Regions from separate parts of the Mus musculus genome. Here all the other regions are linked to region 1. The links are chromatin loops, found by intact Hi-C in ENCODE. Cell type or tissue: left cerebral cortex. All regions are shown on one strand. Region 1 holds the start of Kif21a (kinesin family member 21A). Region 2 overlaps Abcd2 (ATP-binding cassette, sub-family D (ALD), member 2). Region 3 overlaps Kif21a (kinesin family member 21A).

Evidence for each region. Peaks named below come from ENCODE experiments on the same cell type or tissue, not always from the same donor. Only the 100,000 strongest peaks of a DNase experiment are listed, where the experiment ranks them.
Region 2: a loop joins it to region 1, with 2.7 times the contacts of the local background. A loop is called at or near these places in 5 of 42 quality-filtered maps.
Region 3: a loop joins it to region 1, with 2.4 times the contacts of the local background. A loop is called at or near these places in 6 of 42 quality-filtered maps.

The regions. Positions count from the first base shown.
Region 1 is chr15:91,044,722-91,052,721 of GRCm38, forward strand. It overlaps Kif21a (kinesin family member 21A), which reads right to left and starts at 5,230. Exons shown (of 37, transcript NM_001109040.2): 1 at 4,938-5,230. The coding sequence starts at 4,981. It overlaps Gm52215, which reads left to right. Exons shown (of 2, transcript XM_030248879.1): 1 at 1-3,227; 2 at 4,224-5,180. The coding sequence starts at 4,491. The coding sequence ends at 5,156. Gm36710 (a long non-coding RNA gene) reads right to left here and starts at 6,332. Exons shown (of 2, transcript XR_384343.1): 1 at 6,277-6,332; 2 at 6,002-6,183. In left cerebral cortex, CTCF peaks have their summits at 3,108, 4,794 and 5,018; DNase peaks (open chromatin) are centred at 1,994, 3,125, 3,678, 4,253 and 3 more places; H3K4me3 peaks cover 3,102 bases; H3K27ac peaks cover 2,741 bases.
Region 2 is chr15:91,156,064-91,164,063 of GRCm38, forward strand. It overlaps Abcd2 (ATP-binding cassette, sub-family D (ALD), member 2), which reads right to left. Exons shown (of 10, transcript NM_011994.3): 7 at 6,991-7,136; 8 at 3,041-3,125. Among named protein-coding and RNA genes, the nearest start is that of Abcd2, 32 kb to the right of the region's middle. In left cerebral cortex, no CTCF peak of the experiment used is centred here; DNase peaks (open chromatin) are centred at 4,801 and 7,590.
Region 3 is chr15:90,989,303-90,997,302 of GRCm38, forward strand. It overlaps Kif21a (kinesin family member 21A), which reads right to left. Exons shown (of 37, transcript NM_001109040.2): 4 at 6,182-6,331; 5 at 5,039-5,173; 6 at 4,399-4,566; 7 at 2,408-2,523. Among named protein-coding and RNA genes, the nearest start is that of Gm52216, 35 kb to the right of the region's middle. In left cerebral cortex, a CTCF peak has its summit at 3,753 (motif pointing right); a DNase peak (open chromatin) is centred at 3,204.

The DNA of each region.
Region 1 (8,000 bases):
CATCTCTGTGTCTCCTTCCCAATCTCCACAAACAATCCCCACCCACTCCTACCCCATTCTCCTGCCATCTTCTCCTGCCATCTTCTCCTGCCATCTTCTCCTGCCATCTTCTCCTGCCATCTTCTCCTGCCATCTTCTCCTGCCATCTTCTCCTGCCATCTTCTCCTGCCATCTTCTCCTGCCATCTTCTCCTGCCATCTTCTCCTGCCATCTTCTCCTGCCATCTTCCCTAAAGTAAGATTATTACTGGGAGATGTGATAATTCTTTAGTATATTGGAGGGAAAAAAACAAAACAAAACTCTTAAGAACCAAGATGGGGCTTAGGCTGTAACCACCTGCCCCAGGCCTAGAATTCATAAGGGAGGGAAGGGTAATGGGTATGCTTTAAATTATTTCATAACTAGACTGTTAGCTATTGCATTTATAAGACTGTTGTGAAAGCATCAATATATGTAAATACTACAAATAACTTGTATAACTCGGGTGTGGCAGCGCACGCCTTTAATCCCAACACTCAGGCAGATCTCTGTGAGTTCAAGGCCAGCCTGGTCTACAAAGTCCACGAAAGCCCGGGTTCTGTTACCAAGAGAAACCCCATCCTTAAATAAATCAAAAACAACAAAACAAAAACAAATCAATACAAAAGTTGGTATGATTTTTTTTTGTTTTACAACACAGTTCTGATATTCTTCATATTTTAATATTGCCGGAATCTCAAAACCTTAGAGCTGGATTTCTGCCACAAGGGTCCTTCCTTACCTTCGCAGGGCTTTATTAGAATTACCAGTTGAGTCCTAGAGTCGAGGGATTCATAACGCAAAACTAATGGACAGCAATAGTGGAGACACTCATCTCAGCACCAACTCAAGTTTCAGTATGTGTCCTTAAAGGGTTAAAACTCTTGGTACTTTTAATCAAGTTATATATGATACTCGATTTCTAGGTGACTCAAGAAAAACATGAAGCCTAGATCCACACTGCAGATCAGACTGTTGTGCCCTCAGACAGAGGTTTCTACATGTCTGGGCCTCTGCTGTCAACTCAATAAGTGGCCCTGAGCAGCTAGCCTCCCGAAGGGGCCTTTCTGCTTTAAAATCCACTTTGTCTATAATTCTAGGACACCAAAATTACGTTTAACACACAATTTCAATGACTTATAAGAAACAAATGACATGTGAATTTTAATGTACTTCTTAAACGTGCAGCAATATTTCAGAATAAGCATGGGCTAGTCTCTGACTTGACTACCACTTGCTTGAAATGAAGCTGCAACCAAAGGAAAACTACTCTGAGAAGATAAAATAGTTAATCCACAGGGAAAAACAAATGAAATACAGTTAGTTCATAAGTGCCCATCCAGTTCAGAGGGAAATACTAAAATACCAGCAAGTTTGCTGCTTATGATTAAAACTCCTCTAGTCATATCAAGTATATTTTGCCTTTTACAAATATGCATCTTGCTTTCTAATCTGGATAATGCCAGATCATGAATGATTTTGACAAATAATAATAATAATAATAATAATAATAATAATGATGATGATGATGATGATGATTTCTGAGTCAGAATCTCACAGGCATGTAGTATGTCTTAGGGAAGAAAATCCAGAATAATAAATATTGCATTGTTTTGGAAGAAAAATCAATGAGAAAGAGCAGATTATGGTATTAGCCTCCAGGGTAATTTCTGTTTTCATGGCTTCACTAAACTGAAAGTCCTGGTACACATTCGCTACCCCATAATTACTCATCAGAATAGTAAGCAATTAGCAAATCAGACAGCAGGAGGGCAAGCAGCAACGATAGTGAAATATGAAACCTGAAACCCAGTGCCATCCTAACTAATAAACTCGTTCCACCACACCTTTCACACTTATGTGCTGGTTACTTTTTGTCAACTTTACACAAACTCGAAGAACCTCAAGTGAGGCGTTGCCTCCATCAGACTGGCCTGTGGGCGTGTCTGCAGGCATGTTCTTGACCAATGATAGATGTGGGCGGGCCCAGCACAGTTGGCACTACCTCTAGATGGCTGGCCCTGGTTTATATATGAAAACACTGTTCCTCCACAGTTCACGCTTGAGTTGCTGCCCTGACTTCCCTCAATGATAGACTGTGATCAGGATGTGTAAGGTCAAATAAACTCTTTCCTCCCCGAGTTATTTCTGGTCCTTGTGTTTATTACAGCAACAGAGAGCAAAGTAGGGCAGTTAGTAACCCCTATCTGAAGATAAAGAATTAACCCATGTTGTATAAATAAAAGGATTTCGCTGACTTTCAACTTCTACCTCTTTGGTCTCTTCTCTCTTTCCTTTCTATTACTTCCTAAACTAACGATCCCAGCCCTCAGGACAAAGGAGGCTGATATAAGTGGCGCTCCCAGTTCCAAGCTAACCAGTGCAACCCAATGAGACCCTGCCTCAAATAAATAAAAAACATAGCAAGCTTCAGTAAGGCAAGAACACAGCAAACTGAACCACAAATTTGAGCAGGGCCTGGTGGCGCACTCCTTTAGGCCCAACACTCAGGAGGCAGAGGCAGTTGGATCTCTGCGTTCAAGGCCAGCATGGCCTACAAAGTGAGTTCCAGGACAGCCAGGGCTACACAGAGAAACCCTGTCTCGAAAAACCAAAATAATAATAATAATAATAATAATAATAATAATAATAATTTAAACTTAAATTTTAGTTATGGAGCTTAACCATATTTCAGGTGTTTGGCTGCCACATTGAACTTTCTGAATCAATATCCCTTCTCAATGAAAGACAACCTACAGACAACTCAAACACCAAAATATCCCCCGAAACAGAGTAAAAACCATTCTCCCTCAGCTAGAAACTTTCTGCTCAGCATCTTTCCCGGGCGCTTATTTTACAAACCCTCTAAGCCCACTAGAACACACGCACCTGGAGAACGCACTTGCTTTTATGAAAGAACAGCCCAATTCTCCACTGCTCATCGTCTCGTTGTCGTAAAGGAGAAAGAGGGCCAAATCCTCTGTTAATTCTCTGTCTAGACCCAACATTTGTATGCATTTACTTCTCCACAACTGGAAAGCAGACTGGATTGGAGGACCCGGGGAGTGTTCAGTTCACTCCCTCTCGTGGTGAACTCGCTCTCCTCTAAGATGTCCAGATAGAAATAGTCTGCCAAGGCTATTCACTTGTAATTGACCTAGTCTAGGATCGGGAAGATGCTGACGACCTTTTACACTGAGTAAAACGAGGTAAGGCATAGCCCTGTCTCTCACCTGCACAGGCACGGGGGTAAGAACCAGGGCTGCACATGTAAGCTTTCTGGGTTGTAACTCTCTTTCCGTCTATGCTATCAGTTTAATTTTGGAAGGTTGACTTAATAATCTTCCTGTCCCCGTCAGTAAGAAAGACATAAAAAAAAAAAAAAAAAAAAAAAAAAAAAAAAAAAAAACAGCTTTAAAGTCACAGATTATGAGGAATAAGCTTTTTACCTGATCTAAAACATGTGACGGTTTTACGACTCTTTACACACTTCCGTTGTAAAACATTTGAAATTTTTTATTCCCCTTTTCTGTTATTCCTGGACTATATCTTCCATTACTAGATGAGACTGTTCTTCCTATTCATCCTACTAGCTTTCGTTTGGCCTTAAAATATGAATCATGTGTGCATCAGGACCAGGGACGTGGAAGGCAAAGACAGGAAGGCCATTAAGGGCCAGACCTAATAAAACCGTCACCTCCATTCTATGGTAATTCCATTATCTGCAGAATAAAGGAATCAAAATACCTTCCCATTTCTTTTTATTCTTTTTTTGTTTTGTTTTGTTTTGTTTTGTTTTGTTTTTCGAGACAGGGTTTCTCTGTGTAGCCCTGGCTGTCCTGGAACTCACTCTGTAGACCAGACTGGTCTTGAACTCAGAAATCCGCCTGCCACTGCCTCCCAAGTGCTGGGATTAGGGCATGTGCCACCACTGCCCAGCTTTAAGACAATTAAAGACCCAGGACATGCAAAACTGCCACTTCTGGGCTTAATCAAGATTTGTCACTAAAATAACCATAGGAACGCTTACATTATGTAACTTTCAATTTTTCGACTAAGGCGCTGACAGATGTTTACGAATTCTGGCTTTCTCTGAAGACAGGCTCTCTTTATAATCTTTATATTGTAACTGAGTTAACAGTATACTATCAGAGCAATGGAAGCCATGCACTTGGTCTAAGAGGAATGCTTCATTAATTTTTCAGTGTGATGATGCTGCAGTTTTCCAAGAGCAACTGTCGGAGTTCTTGCGATGCATCAAAACAGCCAAACTACACCGAATGTCCATGTCACCGTCACTAACCACAACAAGGTGACACAGCCAGCATTTCAAAACTCAACCCCAGGCGTATGTGATGTCACTGTCAACATCCAAGGTGCTTAACTAACCTCAGGTTGTTTCTCCCAGTCGCCCATCTAACCCTCCGGCTGGCTGACGTTGCCTGCCTTCTCCAGACCTCCCGCGGGTGCCTATGTCCCGCAACACACTCCCTACCAGCACACCTGCGAGGCCAGGTGTCGCGACGCACGCCATCGCGGGGACCCGAGTGGGCGCGGGCGGCGCGCTTGTCACCGCGACGCTTTGTCTGCGGCTCCGAACCCAGCCGGCGCGGCAGGGGCTGGGCTGGAGAGGAGGGAGTGGGGGGTGGGGACAGACACCTCGGGCCCACCTGCAGGGCGGCAGCGGCGACTCCCGGGGACACCGGGCGACGCTCACCCGGAGGCCAAACGCGAGGCGTCCGTGCGTGCAGCGAGCGGCGCCCGATCCTCCGGGGTGTGGGGGTGCGGGGCAGCCACTGCTGTTCCCCCGAGAAGCAGCGATGCGACGCACCGGCCCCGGAGCGGGCAGCAGGAGAGTCCGCCCGCCCGCTCGTCCGCTTGCTGGCTTCAGCTTTCCTTCCTGTCCACCCGCAGCTCACCTGACAGCCACGCGCACCGAGCTCTCGTCCGCAGCGCCCAACATGCCTGCGGCCGCCCGGGGCTCAGCTCCGTGCCGAGCGCTCCGGGCAGGCGGCGGCGGTGGTGACGGCGGCGGCGGCGGTGACGGTGACGGTGGCGAGGGCTCAGCGCCGTGCTCCAGCCATGTTGGGCGACTGAATGGAAAGGTGGCGGCGCGGAGGCGCGGGAGGGGGCGGTGACTCAGGGCGGCGCCGCCCCTTGCCCCCACTCGCCAGGCTCCGCGCTGCCCTGCGTCAGCCGTGGCCGGTCCGGTGCGCCCCGCCCCGGCGGCACGGCCAGGCGGGCGCGGCACCGCGCGGAGGCGAGCCGACCCCCCCTCCCCCTCCCATCCACCGGAGGCGCGTCCCCGCAGCCACCTGCCCCCTCTGTGGCACGGACCTTGACCCCTTTCCCAAACCTGGCCCTGTCCTCTGCCCGATCTCTTGGGACGTGGAACGATTTTCCACCCCTCTGCCTCTTCAGTGCATTACTGTTCGGTCCTATGCACATGCAAAGTGCTCCGGGCCCTGGTACTGCCAAGCATTTCCACAACTGCTTTCCATGGAGGCGTGCAGCGTGGTAAATCCTTGCAAACGGATTTTCTTTCCCTGCTGGCCTTTCAAAAGCTCCTCCGGGATCCCGAGATTCTGTCAACAGTGTCCCATTGTGTGTTCTGCACGTCATCATTGTCCTTCCACATGCCTTTAGATAGCTCTGTGGAAACAGCCTTTGTTAGCTTTGCCACAGAGTATCTTTTGTGGACTGTTCCGTACATTTCAGTAAATAAACATGTGGGTTCATACAAAACAGTATAATAGATTAAATGTCGCTATCTAAATAAAAGCACTGGCCCAAGCAGATAAAAACTAAAATCACACACCTGATCGCCCTGCTCAGAGAGTGTCCTAGAACACAGTGTATATTGGGTTCAGAAAGAAGTTTGAACCTTGTATACCCATGGGTAGATGGCCTATGGTATTTATTCTTAGAGGCAGTCCTATGTACTTTGTTTCTTACCTTTAAATCGTTACAGACAACATAGGTGGAAGGTAAAAAAAAACTTTATAATGTCCCTTTGTGTGACAAACTGGTAACAAAGCTGTCCTCCGGCCTCTCCCTGGAGAGCCTTCCCTAGCCTCGATATTTCTCCACCAACATAATGGAGCCACATTTTGTCCTAACTTGACAGGTCCAGGCGTGGATGGATCTGGTCTGACCACCTCGTTTCTGCGATAAAGGACAAGAACAAGAGATCAACCTACAGCAACAAAGCAACATATATTACCTTCTCAAAGTCTTCACTTTAGATAGCAACAGTACCTATGTGTCTCAAAAAAGAGCTGTCACAAATCATGTGCTTCAAGAACTGGGCAGGTAGCTTAAGGAAGTGGAGGAAGCAAAGTCGAGAATATATAAAATAAAACCGAGAAGGCGGGCCCCTTCCTAAGGAAGTAGCTGTCCCCATTCTGCCTGGACTAGATCTACTGGCACCCAGATCCTGTGTGGCCACATTTTTGGTTTGGTTGTATGTTTGTTGTTCCTCAAGTGAAAAAGAAAAATCAAATCCTTATGTGAAAAACGCCTTAGTTTTAAAGATTAACAACTAATTCTGCATAATATTTACACACCATGCAAAAACAACCTCAAACTGTGTCTGACCATCTCTAGTCTCAAGCCACCAGATTGAAACGTCTGGCCAAATAGCATCAATAATAGCTAGGGCTTTGGGTTCATATTCAGGCAAAGGCCATGCATAACTTCAAATTCTAAATGCTGAATGTTCTAAAATCAATGCTTAATTTTGAATAATATTTTTTGAGATTTCTTTATAAGTAATATTTCCCTGTAACTCCTCTAATTAATAACCTTACATTAAAAAAGAAAATCCCAAAGTCGGAGCTTTTACCATGCAAGGGTTTAGATCCTGTTGAGAACATTTATTTACTGAATGCTTAGGAAATGGCTGCAGGGTGCAAACAGTGCTAGACACCAGTGATACAGAGAATAAACCAATGCCACGAATACAAAGGATTAGCTATTTAGTTCTGGGATTTGAAAGTCTGCAAGTACATTAGAAATTCCAATAGGCCTATAACAATTGCTACAGAGAAGGGTAAATTCTACGGTTACAAAAGCCCAGGGTGGGCTCCCAGAGTCCCCTCTTACCTCCATGCTAACAGCCATTCCTCTCATTCCGTGACCTGAAACTTTCCAATGGTGACCTACCACAAAGAGCCTAAATTCTTCTAGACTTAGGCCCTTCACACTCCGGACTCATCTTTAGTGACTCTGCTCCTTAACTACTGCTTTTTGGGGATGGGGTCTTCTGGTTCTGAAATACCATATATTTGTTTGCTTTCTGGGGGTCTTTAGAGTAGCTATTCCCTTTACCTGGAATGCTGTTTCCCAAGTCTTTTCATGGCCTCGGTTTTTTTGAACATCTCAATATCAGCTTAAGTGCCGTTTCCCCAAAGAGGCTTTCCTGACCACGCACAGCTAAGTAGCACCACTCAGCGAGGGCCAATTTACAGATTTGCACTACTAATGTAAAACCGTAATCTATAAATGACAAGTGTGTTAGGGATGTGAATAAAGTGCTATTGAATGGATAAAAATGTGAGGTCTTCCCCTTCTAAGATCTTTTTAGTTACCATGTTTCATTTGTAAAGAAACATAGTTCTTTCTCCACACAGTAAAATTTTTGGAGTATTTCCATGAATTTTACTCTTCGTCTTCATATCATGCAATGCCAGCTCAAATGGGAACACAATGGCACTTGAGGCACGTGAAGTCATATAAACTATACAATTTCTATTTATAAATTCATACACGGACACGTATTTCATTCACTCTTACGTGAACAGTAGGAACACTGTGGAAGAGTGACTCAGAAATTGTGTTGTCAACTTGGGGCTGGGGAGTTCCATCCCAGAGAACAAACCCAGGGCTTGGTACACAGTGCCTGCTCTACTACGGAGGTCTTTCACTTCTTAGTACATCTCCATTCTGCTAACTCAAGCTTGTGGTGAACCAGCCGGCCTCCA
Region 2 (8,000 bases), 110 kb after region 1:
TACTAAAGCTCAAAGCACACATCACACCCCACATAATCATACTGGGAGACTTAAATCTAACCATTCATTTTTCTCTAATTGCCTGGTTTTATTTAGACTGGAAATTAGAAGAACAAGATTGCAAGCAAACAGACCAATCTAAAATGTGCAGCATCCTAAACGACAAGAGTCAGTAATTTGAAATGTAAGATAGAAAAAATAAAATGGCTCAGCTGGTAAAACTTCCAGCTGCCAAGTCTGACATCAGGAGTTTGTTCCCAGAATGCACAAGGTAGAAGGACAGAACTTATTTCCTGCAAATTGTCCTCTTATATGCCTGTGAGACATATGCAGCATGCACATATACATACATGCAAACACAAATGCATGCACACATACACACTGAAAAGATATATAGGTAGACAGATGGACAGATAGATTATGGGTAGATAGATGATATATAGGTGATAAATAATAGGTAGGTAGATATATGCATAGATAGATAAATAATAGATGGATGGATAGATAGATAGATAGATAGATAGATAAAATGTAATAATAAGATTAGGCTGAGGCAGGAGGGGACAAAGATCAGACTTTTAAAGATTAAAATGTAATTGAGAGAACAACAAAACACAACATTTAGCTGGCTGTTGTGCGGCATACTGACCACCAGCTCTCAGGAGAGAAAAATTTCAGACCATCCTCAACTGTGGCAAGATCTTTCTTTATCTGTAAAACTCATCTTGTGTTTGAATAAATAGGTATAAAAAGGGTTTTAGATCCCAAGAGAAATCTAGACATTACGTCACTCTGAAAAGTTCTCATTTCAGAAAAGAGCATGACAAACAGAACGGATGAATGTGGACAGTGTCTGGATTTCCTCTGCAGAGCTTTGGCTTAGAGTTCTTGAAGTACATGAAGCTGATGTCACAGAGAAAAGCTCTATAAAAATTATTTCTTGTCATCTACTGAGGTGGTCTCTTCAGGTTCCATCTCCCCACTGTTGGGCATTTTGGCTAAGGTCACCCCCATTGAATCCTGGGAGCCTCTCACATTCCGGGTCTCTGGGACTTTCTTGAGGTTCTCCTGACTCCTGGCAGCTGAATATTTCCATTCATTCTCCTGGCCCTCTGGGTGTCTTTCCTGTCTACCCCCATATCTGTTCCTGCCCCCCTTTCTCACCCTTCACTCTCCTACCCAGGGACCCCCCTCCTTCTGTTTTCCATGATTATTTTGTTCCCCCTTCTAAGTGGGATTGAAGCATCCTCACTTGGGTCTTCCTTCTTGTTAAACTTCTTATGGGTTGTTGATTGTATCAACAGTATTCTGTACTTTTCAGCTAATAACTTCTTATTGGTGAATACATACAATGAATGTCCTGTTGAGTCTGGGTTACCTTAAGACAGGGACCCCAGTGGAATGGACGGGGCCACCCACCCATTTTCAAAATTTTTGACTCAGAATTGTTCCTGTTTAAAAGAAATGCAGGGACAAAACTGGAGCAGAGACTAAAGGCAAGGCCGTCCGGTGACTAGCCTAACTTGAGATCTATCCCATGGACAGGCACCAAAGCCTGACACTATTACTGATGCTATGCTGTGCTTGCAGACAGGAGCCTAGCATGGCTGTCCTCCGAGAGGCTCTACCAGCAGTGGACTGAGACAGATGCAGATAGTTACAGCCAACCACTGGACTAAAGGCAGGAACCCCTAGGGACGAGTTAGGGGAAGGATTAAAGGAACTGAAAGGCATGGCAACCCCAAAGAAAGACCAGCGCTCCCAGAGACTAAGCCACCAACTAAAGAGCATATACCGGCTGGTCCGAGGCCTTCAGCACATATGTAGTAGAGAAATGCCCTGTCTGGCCTCAGTGGGAGAGGAGGCACCTAATCCTGTAGAGACTCAATATTTCCGGAAATGGTATGGGGGAACAGCATCTCAGAGGCAAAGGGGATGAAGAACTCTGGCAGGGAGACATCATTTGGGATACAGATAAATAAAATAATTAAATTAAAAATTATTTCTTCTGTGTTCACTAAGACGTGTGCAAGCACATTTTTTTTTCACTAATTGTAACTCTTTTCACTAATTGTAACAGTTGAGGAAGGAAAATTAGATTAAGGACCACTTAAACTTGATTTAGATCCAACTGAATAATTCTGATGTCTCATTTATAGTTAATTATAAATGGATTGCACATAAAATAATGTATTTGTGGTATAATTATTGGTAATATATTTTAGAGAGTCTGATTTAGATCCAATTTAACAATTCAGAGAAATTCCCAAATGTGCAACAACTGGTTTAACCAATATACATTCTTCACATTTTAAATCTAGGAAAAATCCTATTTTAAATTTCAGATCACATAAACCTTTAATCTAGCCCTCCAAAGAGTCTTTTATCTAAGTCACTCAATAGAAAGCAGCTAAAAACTAAAACACCTGGAGAATCTAATACTTTATACTAAGCAAACCTAAAAGTACAGATTTTTTTCACACCTTCTGTAAGATATATTTTTTTCAACATGCCATTTGGTCCCTCTGTCTTCTCCCACCTTTGGTTTTAAAATGCTTTGTGGATTTATTGGCTCCCTATCATTTACTTGTATGTATGCGTGTGAACGTGTGTTTGAGCACTTGCACCACGGTGTGTGTGGAAGGCAGAAGACAATGTGCAATAGTTGTTGAGTCTCTCCTTCCACCCCATGGACGTAGGACAGCAGTTCCCAACCTGTGGGCTGTGATCCCCTTGCGGGGGCGGGTGGATCACATATCAGATATTTACAGTATGATTCATAACAGTAGCAAGATGACACTTAGGAAGGAGCAATGAAATAATTTTATAGCTGGGGGTCAGCACGGTGTGAGGAACTGTGTTAGGTGGCAGCATTAGGAAGGTCTAGGGGATCATTGGTGGAAGCGTCTCTACCCACTGAGCCATCTGTCCAGTCTTCCAGTCACATGGTATCTAACCTAAGATGAGACTGCTGCATCCTGCCGAGTGCGGTCTTGTTCTATCAGTAGTGGCTATAGTTCCCTGAACGTAGCGTACTTACTTATGGTAAAACATCCGCGCCATGCCCATTCTCTGCTTCTCCCCTCCGGAAAGGACATCTTTCCAGTCCATGACTGCATCCCATCCTAGAAAATAAATAAAAAAAATACACACAAACAAATAAATAAACACACAGGTTGTAGATGCTTGTCGACTTGTTACCATATCCTATTCTGCACGAGAGATTGCTGGACTATTTTGATTGAAAATGGGAGGAGCCTTGTAGTTTGCAGAGCAGGTGGATAGTCTTGAGAGCCACGGGTATGAGGATTTTATTTTAAATATGATATTCTTTTAAGAGTAGTGACTCCTTACACTGATAGATGCCTTGAAAGAGTTGTAAACACTGCCACCAATAAAGCACGTTTGTTACTCTGCCTGTTCAAAGGGTTGATGCACACATGCTGACTTGTGGAGGGCAGTGGGAGAAACGATCTATTATTAATGTTCATAGGACAATTGCCAAGCCCCCAAACAGCGTGGGAGGAACTAAGATAAAAAGTTCCCACAAGCCTGGTACTTTATACAAGTCTTTTTTTTTTTAATATTCTGCAGGTTATAAGAGAGTTGCCTTTATTTGCATTTTACAAGTGGATAGTCCAAAACTCATGGAGAAACAGAAACATCTGAGTTATAGTTATCTCTCAGAGCTAGGGTCTATATTTAGGCTTATTTAATGTTTTCACAGTTTATGCAGCCTATCTCTTAAAACATTTTAGTGACTGATTGCTTAATATCAATTTGCAAAGCAGGCACAAATATCTATAGGTCTATTTCTCTATCCTAATATGAAAATAATACCAGAAAAATTTTAATGAGAATCCAAGTTTCAGAACGACATATATTATGGCCACACTTCTGAATATGTGCAGATACCTCCCAGGCACACATCTGGGAGTAGAATTTTGAGAGTTTTATTTTTCAAGTTAACACTTTTGCAATATCTGATTTTTTTTAAAGTGACCATCTTACATAATTAACTAGAAAAGATTACTTAAGAACAAAATCACAGTTCTGCAGAATCCATTTTTTTAGAGGAGAAAATGACTGCCCATACTTGACAAACACTGGAGGCAACATTTTCACATCTTCAGTATTCTGGGGTTAATTCTCCCACTGGAGAAGGGACATGCCCCACACCCATCCTTCTCCCTTAGCTGCCTGTTTCTCATTATTAACCTTCCTAAGTAAACCTGACTTTAGGTTACAAGAAGACACAGAATCTTTTATTGTTTTATTACTGTGGGTACCTGAAAAAAAAAAAACCCAAAACCAAATGATCCGATCAATGACTTAATTCTTTTGCTAATTAAAAGGAAGTACACAGATTTATTTTTTAGCATGCAAAAGGTCAGAACCTTGGACAGAATAATACATGTTGTTAAATCAGGATTCATCTTGATGTTTTTAAGGTTTTCTTCCTTTAGGGATTGTTATAAAATTTACTGCATGTTTTAGAAAGTGTAAAACTACACCAGGCTCAGTGTAACACGCCTGTAATCCCCAGACAGGAGCAAGGGCAAAGGAGCATGAGTTGGGGGCCAGTCTGGGCTATGCTGTGATACTCTGTCTCAAAAAAAAAAAAGCCTGAATTTATGAATAAGAAACTAAAAGAAGTAGGAAGATGAAAATTACAGAGAACAAGGATGGGAAGGCTAATTTTGAGGATACATCTTATGCTGTTTTTAAAATTTGAAAAAGTCTGGAAGCGTTCTCTGTCCCAAATGTTAAAAAGGAAACACAATAAAAGTAACCTATTTAAAGAAATGAAGGGTAAGAAAGGATCTAGGAGGAGGTAGGGGAGGTGAGAGAAATTCGGGACAAGAAGACATAATACCAGGGCAGGAGAGATGATCCTGTGGTTACAAGCACGCACTGCTCACGCAGGGGACCTGAGTTTGGTTCCTAGCACCCATGTTAAGTGGCTCGCAGCCACCTGCACCATCAGCTCCCAGTGACCCAATGCCTGCACTTGTACCTGTCCTTACCTCCCAATATACATCTGCAAAATTAGAAGCAAATCTTTAAAAAAAAATCAACACAGTAGTATCTAGAGCAAAAGACTTTAACATTATTTGTCACTGACAACATCAGATTGACCTCTTCAGAGGGCTCTCAATTATTTAAAAATAGATCTTTGTAAGACTATGTTGAAACCTAAAAATGATGGCTTGCTTCTGAAAAAAAAAAGAGAGAAATGTCGAAATAATACTTTTCTGTGGCCAAACTTTATAGTAATTATGAAGTGCAACTGATGACTTGAGGTAGGGATTTGGACCACAGCGGTAGGACGGACTGCTTAGATGCTTCGTTTTTACAGAGTAAGTAAAACTAGTGTCTTAGGAAAGATGTATTTGTGGGAAATTAAGTAATGGTTCTTGTGTCTGAAAAGCTAGGAGATATGGGCACATCAGAGCACCGACTATGCCCAGTGTTAAGTCTTCCAGACTTAAATCTGTACAATGGAGAGAGCAAAGCTCCATGAACATCAAACAACACAATATATAATTGTTTGAACATGGTGTATTCTGTGCAGTAAAACTCAACAAACTATAACTGGCCCTATTACATTACTAAGGTCCAGAGACTCTTTTATTTATGGGGAAAAGGACAAACAAAATTTGTTATGTGTCCTAAGCAAGGAGGTATAAAACTCTAGGCTTGGCACACCTTAAAAATATTCAAGAATGACTTCTAAAAAAACCGGAATATTTCATGTTTATTTTAAATTTCTATTTATTAGTCTTCCCATAATATGTAGCATTTATACTGTCAAAGTATTTTGAAACTGAGAAGGGATTGGCCATATGACACTAAAGGAAAGCCTGCTTTTGTCCAGGAGCAGACATCATAAAGAGAGACATAGTGGTGTCTTTCTAGCTGGCTTCATTTGCTTACTGTATGGATCAGCTCATGATCCATGTGCACTTGCTGTGCACGTGCCAGCCCAGTAGATGCTGCACATACAGTTTCATTTAATATTCACAGCAATGCTGAAAAAAATGTATCACTACATAAACGTTGAATAAACGTTATCCCTATGTTACCACTGAGGACTCAGAAAGCAGTGCTAATTAGGGTTTGACTCTTTAACTCTAAAAGCCCATATTCTCAAGCATCTACTCTACTTTTTTTTTCTTTCTTTCAAAATAATGTAATTAGGCTGGGAAACAGAGCATGAGATCCGTGCAGGCACAAACCAACCGAGAACTCTGGCTTGCTCTTTAGGTAGTTTTCTGTGCTATAATATCGTATGACTTACCAAAACATTTGAAAGCACAGCTATTAGGAACTAATTGGATTGAAAGCTCTTATGTTTGCATATTGTCACTCTTCCATATATCTATTATTCTGAAAGAACCTTCAACAAAGGTTCTATGTTCTGTAATCTCTTATTTGTTCTCTCTGTCTCTCTCTGTGTCTCTCTCTGTGTCTCTCTCTGTGTATTAGAAAGATTGTGAGACTAAAATCAAAGAAGTTATTTGAGATCCACTTCCAAAAGTTATATTTAACATAAGCTGAGAGATCTTGGAAAGCAAATAGTTTATCACACACTCTGCATACATCTAGAATGTCAGCGAACTCAGGACACACTTGTACACTTAAATATCAAGGTCTTTAGATGCCAGATGTGGCATTATGGTTACTCGGTAAAAGTCTTGTAGTGTGCCATATTAAACACAACACAAACAAAACCAAGATATTAAGCGTGGAAAAAACATAAAACCTCTACTTACACGCTTATGGTCTAATAATCTCATATATTCAAACAAAATCACAGACTTTATATAGACACCTGGGACAGTCCTCACTATTGTCAGCTTTGAGTTCCTGCTCCTCTTGCCTCTGTGTCCCAAATGCTAAGATGACAGGCACACACCACCACACATAACCCAGACTTGCTTTGTATATAAAGTTAAACCACATTTTAAAAGTAATGGCACAGTCTACCTCCTTCTCTTTGAACTATGTGGTAGAGGTGCACGCTGTGCAGGATGCGTTCTAGGTCTTGGTCAGTGTAACCTTTCTCACGCATGTCATCCGCTGAGTCAGGGTAAATTACTTGATCCCGGAGACTTCCAAGAGACATGTATGGCCTAGAAAACACCAAGCACACGTGTGAAGGTCATGTCAGCTCTCCCAGGGTGACATTCTGATGTCTGGAACACAACTGACTTTAAACACTCAATTTGTAGAATTATGTGATGTTTCTTAGACAGACTTCAAAATAATACCTGGTTTGTGCAAAAAAAAAAAATACTGAGATATACATGGAGAAAAGCTTTTTATAAAAAAAAACCATTTGATATTTTCTATAGATAAAATATTTTGTTTTGCCATTGTGATGGCTATTCTTGGTTGTCAACTTAACTAAATCTGGAACTAACTAAAACCCAAGGGTCTGGGTACAGCAATGAGGAACTTCCTTTCGTGATTAAATCATTTGAAGTGGGAAGACACACTTTCAATCTTGATCTTTTGAGGTGGGAAGATCCATCTTTAATTTGGGCTAAGCCTTCTGGTAACAGACTATATAAAGGACAGAGAAGGAGGGAGCTTGCTGTCTTTGCCTCCTTGTTCTCTCCTCACTAGCAAGTCCAATCCTTCACTGTTATGAGAGCCTACTTCTTCGGGATTCCAGCATATACTGAAGACTAGCTGAGACATCCAGTCTTATAGACTGAACAACAACTGGATTATTGGACTTTCTGTTGGTAGACAGCCATTGTTGGACTAGCTGGACCACAGCCTGTATACCACTCTAATAAACCTCATATATATATACACACACACACACATATGTATATCTTTCTTAATTGAATCATTTTCTTAATTAAATCAATATCTATAGCTATCTCTTATCTATTTTTCTATCTAACTCTTATTTATTTCTTATCTATCATCTATCATCTCTTATCTATCAATCTCTCTCTTATTTATGTATTTATCTATCATCTGCC
Region 3 (8,000 bases), 55 kb before region 1:
GCAAACGGAGGACAGTTACGGATGGTAGTGGTCAACTAGGAACTGGAAGGCAGGAAGGCTTGCATTTCACAAATATTTTGAAAAGCACTAAGACCGGGAACTAATTAAGTAGGAACTATGAAAAGTCGGGAAGGAGAGGAGCTGGCTAGCATTGAGCAAGGAAGGGAAAAATACCCTATATTAAACAAAACTCAAAGGTATATGTCTCAAGAACTAGTTTGCTCTAAGCAAACATCAAAAAATGTTTACTTTTATAATTCTATTTTTAAAGAAGATACCGTTAACTTAGAAGAAACTATTGGTAATATGGTGATCTGTTTCTCTCAGGTGTGCAGTATAGCATACCATAACAATACATGTGGAATACATATTATACTTTAGAAATATAATTGGTTTTACTTATGCTTTATGTTTTTCACCATTTCCACATTTTGGGCATGAATTTTTAAGCTGTAATATACAGTATAATTATATGTCTAATTATATATAATTAAAATATATAAAAGCTGGTTTATTGAAAATTGTAACTCTAAATTATATAAATATGTGATACTTAAACCTTAGCCTATTTTTTGTTTATGTGTGATTGGTACCCGCTACAAAAAGAGACGTGGAGCTCTTTTACGTCACAAAATTTAAATAAAGTACAATGTTTTTGAACTAGGTGCTCAATCCTGAAAGCTTAGGCAGAAATCGATGTGCGGTAAGGTTAGAATCAGAAAGGGTCGTCTCCTCTAAGGGCGACTCGTCATTAGAAAACAGGTAAGGAGCCACTGGAGGATCCTCAACAAGCAGGCAAGCACCAGCCACAGTGAGAACAGCCCAGCACGCTTGCAGAACAAACAACCTCTCAAGGGGGTAAAATATTCAAACTATATAAATGTGTAAGGGGCAGACATGCATCTGATCTGCCTCGTTTCACAGTTCAAGTTATAGAATTGTACCTTTAAAGGAACACAGGGCTGAGGGCTGAGTGTGGTGGGGCACACCTTTAACCCCAGCCCTTGGGAGGCGGGGGCAAGTAGATCTCTGTGAGCTCAAGGTCAGCCTTGGTCTAACATAGGAAGTCTCAGGGCAGCCAGGGCTATACAGAAAGACCCTGTCTCAAAAGCAAAAAAGGAAAACAAAAGAAAGAAAGAAAGAAAGAAAGAAAGAGAGAGAGGGAGGGAGGGAGGGAGGGAGGGAGGGAGGGAGGGAGGGAAGGAAGGAAGGAAGGAAGGAAGGAAGGAAGGAAGGAAGGAAGGAAGGGGGAGGGGGAGGGGGAGGGGGAGGGGGAGGGGGAGGGGGAGGGAAGGGAAGGGAAGGGAAGGGAAGGGAAGGGAAGGGAAGGGAAGGGAAGGAAGGAAATTAGAAAATGTTCATTGGGCTCAAAAACAATTTTTACTTTGTTATGAAACTAGATTGATCCTGAAAAACATACGGAAAATACTAAAAACAGGTTTTAAAATATGCAACAAAGGAAGCCATATTGCATTCAAACATGCAATACATCTAAAGAGAAAGAAGACCATGCCAAGATTACATAAAAGGAAGAGATATTTTAAAACGCTGCTGGATTACACAGATCTTTTTCTAAGGCAAACTGATTTTAAACCTAAATTCAAAATTATTCAAAAGTCTTTTTTAAAAAATTGCAGTCCAAAAAGAGACGTAATTCCCAGATTGTTCATTGTGTGGCCTCTACTCAATAAACATGACTTTTAGACCACTAAAAGCATAATCAAGGAAATGTGCGGAGCGTGTTTAACTTGTTGAAATAGGCTATGAATGAATTCAAATGCCAAAAACCCAAAAGTTTCCATTTACACAGTCAATGGAGGAGAAAGAAGGGACTGTGTAGCAGAAGGAAATGTTTAGCCATGAAGTCCTCCAGTGCAAAGGGTTAGAGGGTAAGAGAGCACAGAATCCAACAGCTCGTCAGCAAACGCCCTGCATTTTATCCAACTGACATTTTCTGACAACTTTTCCAGCATAACAAAACAAGTTCCGACCTTAGACTTTGTGAGAAACTGTCAATAATATTTAAACGACTTTGTGGTAATTTAGAAGGTTTCATTTATTACCAACAAAATTCTTGTGGCCTCTCCTGTATGCAAATGAGAAGCTACACTACTGTAGAACAAGCATGTATTGCTGATTTCCTTTAAAACTTATACGGTGTTCAATAAATCACCAAACTTTCCCAACTTTAACTCGTCAATAAAATAGTAATATCAGCACTACCCAAAGAATATTATAAGTACTACCAGAATTATTATGTATAAAATGATTTACACATTTTAGGTATCTGTCACTTTTTTGCCCTATTCATTTGCTTTAAAATAAAAGCAGTTCTTATAAATCATCTTACAGATAACACCTTAAAAATTGTATGCAATCTAAACCTAGAACACGGATGAACACATACCTGTTACCCCCAAGGGAATCCTGCAAGAGTCTTGTCAGCTTAGAGTCTCTGTAAGGGACATGGGTGGCTCTCTTGCTCTTGTCCCCCAAGGCGCTGATTACATTCCCAAGAGCCAACTGACAGAGAAAAGGAGAGAGGGGAAAATCATATGCTTATTAACTAGAGCGCTTTTAACTAATAAGGACAGCCTGTAGGAAACAAGATAAAAATTAAGAACCCCGTGTTTGGATTTAATTCACATTTGTATTTCCAAATACAAGTAAGCTCAGTAACACATGTGTTACTCATAGCCCTTAGAGTCCAGAGATTTTCCCTTAAAACAGAAATGTTTAAAGACTGACTAAGTCTGACCATGCCTGGAGCTCAGGTTACATCTTCAGGGAACTACTCATTCGTATTATGAGTTTTTCTCAATTTAAATCAAACGTTTAGCAAGTCCCCAGCTCCTTGAAAGTTTCCTGCTATAATACAAATGGTCTATGTGGCTAATACTTCTCATAGCCACAAGGAAAATATTAGTGTCATTTCCCTGAGCAAGGATTCACTACACAAGTAATACTTTAGAAATATATATATATATATATATATATATATATATATATATATATATATGACATGATATGTGTTCAATATCCAACGTTATAAAAGGTAAATCATTAATATCTCTATAGCTATACTTTCCTGCCGTGAACGGGCTGGACTCCACGAGGAACGCATTCCCCACACTAATCATATCAGCTTTCAGTCACGAGACAACCAGAAACACGGACTGTCAGGGCCAAGTCACCATCCAGCAAGTGGCATGAGTCATACTGTATCTCGGCCTCTTTTTCCAGAATCTACGGAATTCAGTACTGGCCACACCAAAGTTCAACAGCCTCGACGGGAAATTGAGCAATGGATTTTGTCCCTTTCGGGACACGTGTCCTAATCCATCCGAGACAACATTCAAAGTGTAGGGCTCAGGCCTGACTACGAGGGAGCCTGTCCATGAGGGCCTTGATATTGGGAGATTAGGGTCTCTCTAATAAGCTTCACTGGACAGTTCCTAACAGAAATGTAATCATACTGGGATCAATGGGCACTGGTTAAAAACAAACAAACAAAACCCCTAAAGTTTGGAGGTCCCACTGCAGGACAAGAAGGGTCCAAGTAGAAGCATATGACCAGGTGTCACCATTACAGGAATTTAGCAGTGCTGTTCCTTACACGGGAACAGATGTCTAATACTATAATGAGGAGAGCAAGAAGGAAAGGCATGCAAAAGAGTGTTCTAAAATATTTTCTTGCACATAATGAAACCTTCTGCTAACTCAACCACAAGGCGTTTGCCTATCAAAATACCACTAGGTGGCAGAGCATTAAAGTTAATTCCTAATACAAACTATTTTGTAAAAAAAAAAAAAAAATGGATAAATCTCTGGACTCTGGACAAAATTCCAACAAAATAGATCAGACTCTGAGATACAAAGACATAATAAAAATAAACTGTTAAAAAGCTTTCCAATGATCCACACAGTCAATAAAACCAGTGTCACAAAATGTCAACCAAGGTGACCTTTGTGTCTTGTCCAAGGAAATACTTAACTTTAAGGGCTTGCTTTGAATGTATGTTTTCAAGTGTGGAAAGAAGTTTAAAAACATTGTTCCCATCTGTCAGCTTTTGCACATACTAGAAAGGTTGAGCGAGCCAAACTAAGACATAAGAAAGCCCGCGACGTGGGGGTGGGATAACAGACAGTGTGGTCAGAAGGTCAATGTATTACTGTTGCTTTAGCCTTCAAGACAGTGAGGATTTCCATGAGATATATTGTGAATACAGTAGAGAAAAGGAAGCTGGCCCTGATAATGTATGTCTATAACTCCAGGATGGCAAAGTCTGAGGCAGGAGAATCATTGTGAGGCGAGCCTGCACTACTTAATGATCACCAAACCAACCAAGCTAAACAGAGAGGGACAGCAGAGAGGGCACGTGTCTCTTGTGGTCTTACAAGCCCGCAGTTGATGGAAATGCCCTCTTTTGCTCTCTCGCCTGTAGCTCCGGTTCTCTTCAGTCTTTCCGATCCCGCCAGATCAACAAAGTGAAACTTCGCCGTCAGCGTCTCAAACTCATTCATTGGCGACGATTCGGAGATCAGCTTATTATCAGTTGCGTTCTCCTGGGATGGCGGAAGATAATCGAAGATTCCTCATTAATGTGACATCAAACACCCTGTAACCTTGTCCACATCTGCCCCCTTGCACAGCTGGAGAAACAGTGGCATAGCCATGCAAGCATAAATGAAAACATCAGAGAAAAAGTTTGGACAGCAATCTCCAGCTGTACTGAACTAAGGCTCTGCTGATGAAGGAAAATAGACAAAACAGCCCTAACCACAAAGAGCCTAGAGGATGACCCCTCCACTTGGTCATAACAAACAGATATTCAGTATTTTTGTTTGTTTTCCAAAGTCTTACACAATTGGTCAGCTTCCTTTAAATAAATAACAACAACAACAACAAAAGGAAACTAAGAGGAAGAAAAAAAATCAAATAAAATCAAATAAAACTGGATCAAACGCCTCTCCAGAGGTGCATAGGATGTACTGATCTAAAGGCAAAATGTTTAAGAAACAAGAAAAATGAACTCACAGCATCTGTTTGGGGACACACTCTGGTTTGACACACGTGAATGGTAAAGATGGCGTGTGAACGAGAGCTCTGTACGTTCATCTGGGTGCTGGCCGTGGTGCGCGAGAGAGCGCCCAGCTTCAGACACTGCATCATCTGCAACGGGGAAGAGAAGCTTCACTTGACACACAGGCACCAGCCAACCTTCTGGCTGAGCTGCCGGCTAAAACCCACTGTGCTGACGGACATAAAGGAAGATCTCTCATCCTATCTTTTTGTTATAGGCCCATCTCAGCTGAACTTCTCAGTACAATGGTGCACTCTCCTTTTTTTTTTTTTTTTTTTTGACTAGGAGAAAACACTAAGTCCCATTGTCCGTCCTATGCTGACATTTACAGCTTCCACTCCAAACTGTTACAGTAGAAGGCTTTGGGACGACGGACTCCACAGTAATCCGAATCAGTTAGGCGTCCCTGTTTGAGTTTTTTCTTCTCATTTTTTTTAAGATTATTATTTTTTTCTTAAATGCGTCCCTATAAAAGCCAAGACACAATCCTAAACCTCACGAGCAAAGAACGAATGGATTACAACCTCGTACTTCAGCACAGTTTAGCCCTCTGTAGCTCTGGCATGTGAGCTGTACACACACTGCACCCAACTTCAGACATCATCTGCCAAGGATGACGGCCTCTCTCGGTGTTGTTATGGTAAAGAATTAGCAAGACACAAACGTTATGCTAAGGAGTTAGCAACAGTATTCCATTAAATTCATTTTGGCATCAATTCATATGTCAGTGTGTGTGCACACGCGTCAGACATAGTACATGCATAGGATCAGACAGCAACATTTGGAAGTTTGGGGATTGGTTTTCCTTCCATCATGTGGGCACCAGGTTCCTGACACATCTTGCTAGGACTCTCATACTTTTATCATGATGTTCTTTTAGGGGGGGAAAAAGCACAAAGAAGGCACCTGACACATCTTGCTAGGACTCTCATACTTTTATAATGATGTTCTTTTAGGGGGGGAAAAAGCACAAAGAAGGCAGACAAGATTTTTAACTCCGTTGTACTGAACGAAAGCCATTTTACGTATTTATCTTGAGTTCTATCAGTAATGACAATTTTGAAAGCCCCTACGCTCTGTTTTAACAACACAGTCACCTCCGGTTCTGTATTCACAGTGCGTGTTGTGACGCCCACAGTATAAATTCCTCCAGTTGAATCTTCATGAATTCTTATATTTGATTTTTTATTTTTTGCATCAATATCCCGAGTGGTATCAAACAAGTCAAGGACCTCTTCATTATAGAGCTGTGGAAAAGACACATTAAATGGTTAATTCTGTCGAAGTGGTTCTGTGAGCCTCTGACATGCTTCAGGGTATCTTCAATACACTCGACAGCCCTCAAAATGACAGCTATTTCTTCATATAGCTATGAATTAGTATATGATCACACATTTATGAGTACTGAAGGGAATGTCAGATTTAGCTATAAAAATAAAGAGGAAATGACGTAATCGTAACAAACAACCCAGGCACAAAAGCTAAGATGACCTATGACCACTCCGCAAGACAGAAGCAAAGACAAATAGGCAAGCTTGAGCCAGTACGGCTCAGATGCAGGCAAAGCCAAAGGTTAGGGCAGAGATACTTTCTATTTGGGGGAGAAGGTTGGGGTTGGGGTATTGGGTGTGAGGTCTCATTAGAAGTAGCCCTGGCTGCCTGGGACTTTCTGTAGATCAGGCTGTCCTAGGAGGGTGGGGTGTGTCACTGAGTATCCCGAGCAGGCTGCCCTTGAACTCACAGAGGCCCTACCTCAGCATTTCAGATGCTGAGATTAAAGAAAAAGCTCGGAGATGTTAAGAATTTTCAACGTTTTACAATTTCACCCTAAAACTGTATTTCTTTTTCCTTTTATACTTATCCTGTTCGGTGCGTTTAAAGACTTTACTAATTCTTTTCTCATTCATTAATGTAAAAAAAAAGATAAGTTCTATTGCGACACTTCACATATGTATACAATGTAGTTCAGGCAAATATTCACCTGCTTTCTCCTTCCCCTCCCCCCTCCCCTCTCCCTCACTTCTATTTCAAAGCCTTCCCTTCCTTTTTATTTATTTATTTTTTTGCTTTGTTTTGTTGTTGTTTTTGTTGTTGTTTGTTTAACAAATACAAAAGGAACTCTGTTATTCTATCTTTGTGGGTCTGGCTTATTCCACACAACATGATGATTTCCAGTCCCGTCCATCTTCTTGCAATCTGCATAATTCCATTCTTAAGGCTGAATAGTGCTCTACGCTGTACACAGGCCCATGCATGTGTGTGTGCATTTCACATCTTCTTTATGCATTTGTCTGTCGATGGGCACCCAGGCTGATCCCATCACTTGGTAATTGTGAATATGCTGGTTGTGATTACAGCTGGCAAACAGGATGATAATTCTATCTCTGGTGGCTTACTTCTTCTATCTTTTACTACACACACACACACACACACACACACACACACACACACACACACACACGTATTTATTTATGCGTACGTATAGAGCATGCATGCCATGGCACGCACATGGAGAGCTGGTTCTCTTCTCTGGAATGGAACTCAGGACCTCAAGCTTGGCAGCAAGCATCCTTACCCACCGAGACATCCATTTTTTATCCTTCATTTCTTAAAGATCTTTATTGACATATGTAAAGTCAATGCAATTCAGAATTACAATGTGCCAGCCCATCTAACTATAGTATTACCCAAGAGCCTAGATTTCCTCCTCCTAACAGAGCGCCCTACCAGACTATGTACCATAAATTTATACTAACCCAATAATAATTGCACACTACAGAGACACCCTCAGCCTCTGAAGCCATTTCTCAACTTGCCCCCTCCCTTTTGATAATAATTTCTTAACTCCTAGCACTTTATAAGCCGACCCAAATTACCTACAATAGTTTATCACTTGTTAAGAAAAGGTTCAGAAAT